2 separate regions of the Homo sapiens genome follow, and region 2 is linked to region 1. Evidence: read pairs that join two places in POLR2A ChIA-PET (ENCODE). Cell type or tissue: PC-9. All regions are shown on one strand. Links, peaks and the distances in the headings refer to the core of each region. The heading gives the core; the rest is flanking DNA.

Evidence for each region. ChIA-PET counts read pairs that join two places held together with the same protein. Peaks named below come from ENCODE experiments on the same cell type or tissue, not always from the same donor. Only the 100,000 strongest peaks of a DNase experiment are listed, where the experiment ranks them.
Region 2: POLR2A ChIA-PET joins it to region 1 with 5 read pairs; 4 of 35 experiments call an interaction of 5 or more read pairs at or near these places.

Annotation. Positions count from the first base shown.
Region 1 is chr17:40,485,195-40,488,102 of GRCh38, reverse strand. TNS4 (tensin 4) reads left to right here. Exons shown (of 13, transcript NM_032865.6): 4 at 643-1,067. Among named protein-coding and RNA genes, the nearest start is that of TNS4, 15 kb to the left of the region's middle. In PC-9, for the core only: no CTCF peak of the experiment used is centred there; DNase peaks (open chromatin) are centred at 1,512 and 1,832; H3K4me3 peaks cover 1,009 bases; H3K27ac peaks cover 2,308 bases.
Region 2 is chr17:41,699,753-41,702,660 of GRCh38, reverse strand. No RefSeq gene overlaps it. Among named protein-coding and RNA genes, the nearest start is that of GAST, 11 kb to the left of the region's middle. In PC-9, for the core only: no CTCF peak of the experiment used is centred there; no DNase peak of the experiment used is centred there.

The DNA.
Region 1 (2,908 bases), core at 273-2,772:
GCTCAGTTCTCTATAGACCTCACAGCAGAACTGCAGGCACATGCGCACCCATTCTGCCCCAGGAAGACCGAACCACAGGACTCTGCTTCCCACTCCACCTCCAAAGCCACTGGCCAAGGCAGTCCCTGGCACAGAGGCTGGGGATTCCACAGCCATGCCCACTGGCACAGGCCCCTGAGCTCAGGAAGAAGTCTGGCTGGATGTGAAGCTGGCCTTCTCCTGCAGCTGGGGAGTTCCCTCTGCATCAGCCACGGTGTGGTCCAGCGTAGGTTCAGCCCATCTGCAGGGCTCCTGGGAGTCATGGGGGCCTGAAGGGATCCTGATCCGACAGCTCAGTCAGAACGGCCTGGCTGGGAAGGCAGACGGAATGTGGGCCAGCCTATGCCCAAAGCCTGCAGGGGTCAGCTCATTGGCTACTTTAAGTGACCAAAGACCCTACCATCCAAGGACATTTCTGTATCCTTACCATCCCTTGAGGATTAGGTGGGCATGCACTTTGCTGTGGGCTGTAGGGGGTGGGGTATGCAGTGTTCTATTTGGCCTTTAAAGCCATGGGAACCCAGATCACCAGATCCGGAGCCTGACTCTAGCCCCTGAGCCACCTGTTGCCCTAACACCCTGTCTGACTCTCTCCCGCTGCAGCAGCCAGTCCCTCCTGCACTCCAGCAACTCCAGCCATCAGTCATCTTCCAGATCCTTGGAAAGTCCAGCCAACTCTTCCTCCAGCCTCCACAGCCTTGGCTCAGTGTCCCTGTGTACAAGACCCAGTGACTTCCAGGCTCCCAGAAACCCCACCCTAACCATGGGCCAACCCAGAACACCCCACTCTCCACCACTGGCCAAAGAACATGCCAGCAGCTGCCCCCCATCCATCACCAACTCCATGGTGGACATACCCATTGTGCTGATCAACGGCTGCCCAGAACCAGGGTCTTCTCCACCCCAGCGGACCCCAGGACACCAGAACTCCGTTCAACCTGGAGCTGCTTCTCCCAGCAACCCCTGTCCAGCCACCAGGAGCAACAGCCAGACCCTGTCAGATGCCCCCTTTACCACATGCCCAGAGGGTACGTCGTAAACCAATATTTGAAGCAATGTAAGATTTGGGGAATAGACAAAGTGCCAGTGGGTTTCTGCAACAGCCAGTCAACACATTTATTGAGCAACTATTGTGTGTCTGGCACTATGCCAGGTAGTGAGGACACACAGAGGGAAACAGTTTAGAAAGAGACAAAAACAAATCATCACGGTAGGGTAGGATAAACGCGGAGGTAAAGAGATATTCTCAATCATATTGGCCAAAGCTGAAGGAATGATTCTTTCAGTCTGGAGAACAGAGGAAGCGACATCCGAGCTGGATCTGGGAAATGGATCAGAAGTTTGTGGCCAGAGAAGGAGAGGAAAGGCATTCCCAGCAGAGAAAGCAGGGGGTCCACAGTCATGAAGGTGTGGAAGCGCATGGCATGTTCAGGAAATGCCGGAATGTTGGGTGCAGGTTCAAGTCATTGAGAGTAATTTGAAACCAGATTGTGAAAGGCCTTAAATGCCAAGCTAAAAAAAAAAAAAAAAATGGAATTTGCCTTTTAAGCAATAGGGTACCATCAGAGAGCCTCCTCACACAGGAGAGTGATGGGGTCAGAGGTGCTCGCTCAATGGATCACCCTGGCAGCTCAACGGATAGCAGGGTCCTGAACCGGGATAGGGCAGTGGGAGTGGAGGAGAGAGGACAGAACCAGGCGACCCTCAGGATGTGCTTGATGACTAACTCAAGGAGAGCAAGAGGGCGAGTCAGTTCTGACTCTGACGTTCGCAGATGATGAGAACACAGAGGGGGTGGATGGGGTAATAGAGACAATGCATTCCAGTTCAGACAGCCGAAAACCACAAAACAGCAAACACCCTCCTTCCCGGAGTCTGAGATCACAGGCGTCCAAGAAGAACAAACCCAAGCAGTAAACCCAGAAGCTAAGCTCTAGCACCCTGTGGATGCCTCTCCCATGAGCAGAGTCCCCTGCCAACCCCCTGTTCCCCCTCCCTCGGCCATCGGGGGGCTTCTCAGCCCCCACTTGGCCATGACGCTCACAGGCATCAAGGCGACTCCAGAGGGGGTGGGGGTGGAATGTTTACTATAGCCCACTGCTCACTCCCACTCACGAAGCCATGTGGAGGCAAGCAGGAGAAAATGACACTTCTGGCGTGCCTTTGCATCTGCCCTGATCGCTTTCCTAGGACAAATCATTTGCAGATTTTAGTACTTTTTTTGAATGAGTTACTTGAGAGTAAGTGGTCACAACACTCCTTTTCAAGCCGCCAAGGTTGACAGCTACTGCTCTCTGCCTTAGGGACCCAGGGAAATGGCCATTTTGGCATCCCAAAGCGCACATTTACTTAGCCTAGTGATATTCCCATCCTGCTTTGGTCCCATAATATCACCAACTATACCCCCAGATCTTATCAAATTCTGCAAAATATTCCTAAAACAAAATTCATTTTAATTCCATAGACTACTAGAACATTAAAGACCCTCAGAAGCTGTTTAGTCCACTTGGTCCCCTCTGAGCTTCAGTTATCCCATATCAGAGTCAAGATCCAGGCTCCCGCCTCCCAGGGGCATGTTTTTCTGCCCAGATCTGCTATTTTCCTCTCCTTCACGTTTTCTGCCATTTTCTTTTCCAAGCTGAATATTCCCGTAAGGAATTCTTAGGATTATGAAGACGAAGGAGAATGTAATATCAAACATGATGCATTTGAGAATTCCTTGTTTATCTCTTATTTCAGTCCTCACCAGGGGACTCAACAGTAGATTTAAGAAACCATTTCTCCTTAAACTGAGGTTGTATCTATTCATTCCTTATTCATTACCAAGGATACAAGGGCACTTCTGAGTTCTAGATGCACCAAACCCTGG
Region 2 (2,908 bases), core at 224-2,723, 1.2 Mb before region 1:
GGCCTCCCAAAGTGCTGGGATTACAGATGTGAACCACCGCGCCTGGACCAAATCTAATTTAGAGCATTAAAAAGTATTCATGGCCGGTAATGGTGGATCACGGCAATAATCCCAGCACTTTGGGAGGCTGAGGTAAGAGGATCACTTGAGCCCAGGAGTCTGAGACCAGCCTGGGCAACATAGCGAGACCCTGTCTCTACTTAAAAAAAAAGCCAGGTGTGGCAATGTGAACCTGAAGTCCCAGCTACTTGGGAGGCTGAGGCGAGAGGATTGCTTGAGCCCGGGAGTTGGAGGCTGCAGTGAGCTATGATCAGATTGCACTAGTGCACTCCAGCCTGGGTGATAGGGTCTGGTGCACTCCAGGGCCTATCTCAAACAAAATAAAACAAAACATTCATTATTAAACAAAGGAACTAAAATAAATGTGTGAATCTTTAAACTCAAGAAGTTAGAAAAAGAGCCACAAAATCAAGGAAAATAAGGAAGAAAGAAAAATAATAAAATCGGAGATTAATGATTGAGAAAAACAGAAAAAAATGATAGAGTTGCTAAGATTAAGAATGGATTTTTTGGTTGGGTGTAATTCCAGCACTTTGAGAGGCCAAGGTGGGAGCATCCCTTGAGACCAGGAGTTGGAGGCTGCAGTGAGCTATGATCACTGTACTCAGCCTGGGCAACAGAGTGAGACTGTGTCTTAAAAAAAAAAAAAAAAATTGGCCTGGCGCAGTGGCTCACGCCTGTAATCCCAACACTTTGGGATGCTAAGGCGGGTGGATCACCTGAGGTCAGGTTTTCAAGACCAGCCTGACCAATATGGAGAAACCCCGTCTCTACTAAAAATACAAAATTAGCCAGGCATGGTGGCACATGCCTGTAATCCCAGCTACTCAGGAGGCTGAGGCAGGAAAATGGCTTGAACCCAGGAGGAGGAGGTTGCAGTGAGCTAAGATGGTGACACTGCACCCTAGCCTAGGTGACAGAGTAAGACTCCAACTCTAAAAAATAGTAAAATTAAAAAATCTCCTTTAAAACAGAGTGCTTGTTGGACAGGAGGTCCACACGCAGGAGCCGTGACCCTGCGGCACCCAGGTGTCCAAACGGGCTCCCTCAATCCACAGCCACTCTTGCCAGCCGTTACCCAGTCACAGCAGCCCGGGTCACTGCACAGTTTAAATTGTCTTTAATCATAGTCCTTTATGGTTAATTTATACCCATAATGGGCAATTGGTTAAAAACAGGAAGCAGAGGGAGCACAGAGGTTGAAAAATAAGTGAACATTGAACATAAACATGATGCCCTTTGTGTGTCTAGTTATTAATTCTCGCTCCATTTCTGTGATATAGGAGGAAACAAGCACAAGGGGAATATAAGGTTCAGGGAGATTATGACTTGCCCACCTTGGAGACAGAACTAAAGATTTTTGCTGCTCAGCATCACCTGGGAGCTTGATAGATGTGCAGAATTTCAGGCTCTACCCCAGATCTACTGAATCAATCTCCATTTTAACAATCTTCATTTTAAACAGTTTCAAGGCCAGATGCAGTGGCTCACGCCTATAATCCTAGCACTTTGGGAGGGCAAAGTGGGAGGATCACTTAAGCCCAGGAGTTCAAGACCAGCCTGGACAACATAGTGAGATCCCACCTCTACAAAAAATACAAAAATTAGCCAGGCATGATGGGGCATGCCTGTAGTCCCAGTTACTCAGGAGGCTGAGGCAGGAGGATCACTTGAGCTTGGGAGGCGGAAGTTGTAACGAGCCATGACCACACCACTGCACTCCATCTTGGGTAACAGAACCAGACCCTGTCTTGAAAAAAAGTCTGATATAGCCTGATGCAGTGGCTCACGCCTGTAATCCCAGCACTTTGGGAGGCTGAGGCGGGTGGATCATTTGAGGGTCAGGTGTTTGAGACCAGCCTGGCCAACATGATGAAACCCCATCTCTACTAAAAATACAAAAATTAGCTGGGCGTGTTGGTGCATGCCTGTAATCCCAGCTACTTGGGAGGCTGAGGCACAGGAATCGCTTGAATCCAAGAGGCTGAGGTTATAGTGAGCTGGGATCGTGCCTCTGCACTCCAGACTGGGTGACAGAGCAAGACTGTCTCAAAAAAAAAAAAAAAAAGAAAAAAAGAAAAGAAAAGGGCCGGGCTCGGTGGCTCATGCCTCTAATCCCAGCACTTTGGGAGACTGAGGTGGGTGGATCACGAGGTCAGGAGATTGAGACCATCCTGGCTAACACAGGTGAAACCCCGTCTCTACTAAAATTACAAAAAAAAAAAAAAATTAGCCGAGCGTGGTGGCAGGCACCTGTAGTCCCAGCTACTCGGGAGGCTGAGGCAGGAGAATGGCATGAACCTGGGAGGTGGAGCTTGCAGTGAGCCAAGATTGTGCCACTGCACTCCAGCCTGGGCAACAGAGCGAGATTCAGTCTCAAAAAAAAAAAAGAAAAAAGTTTGAAATGCAGCACTTTAGACCATAAAATTAGCAGACTTTATTTTTTTTAATTTTATTTATTTATTTTTTTGAGACGGTGTCTTGCTGTGTTGCCCAGGCTGGAGTGTAGTGGCGTTATCTCGGCTCACTACAACCTCTGCCTTCTGGGTTCAAGCGATTCTCCTGCCTCAGCCTCCCAATTAGCTGGGATTACAGGCGCCCGCCACCACGCCCAGCTAATTTTTGTATTTTTTTTTTTTTTTTGAGACGGAGTCTCGCTCTGTCGCCCAGGCTGGAGTCCAGTGGCCCGATCTCGGCTCACTGCAAGCTCCGCCTCCTGGGTTCATGCCATTCTCCTGCCTCAGCCTCCCGAGTAGCTGGGACTACAGGCATCCACCACCACGCCCAGCTAATTTTTTGTATTTTTAGTAGAGACAGGGTTTCACTGTGTTAGCCAGGATGGTCTTGA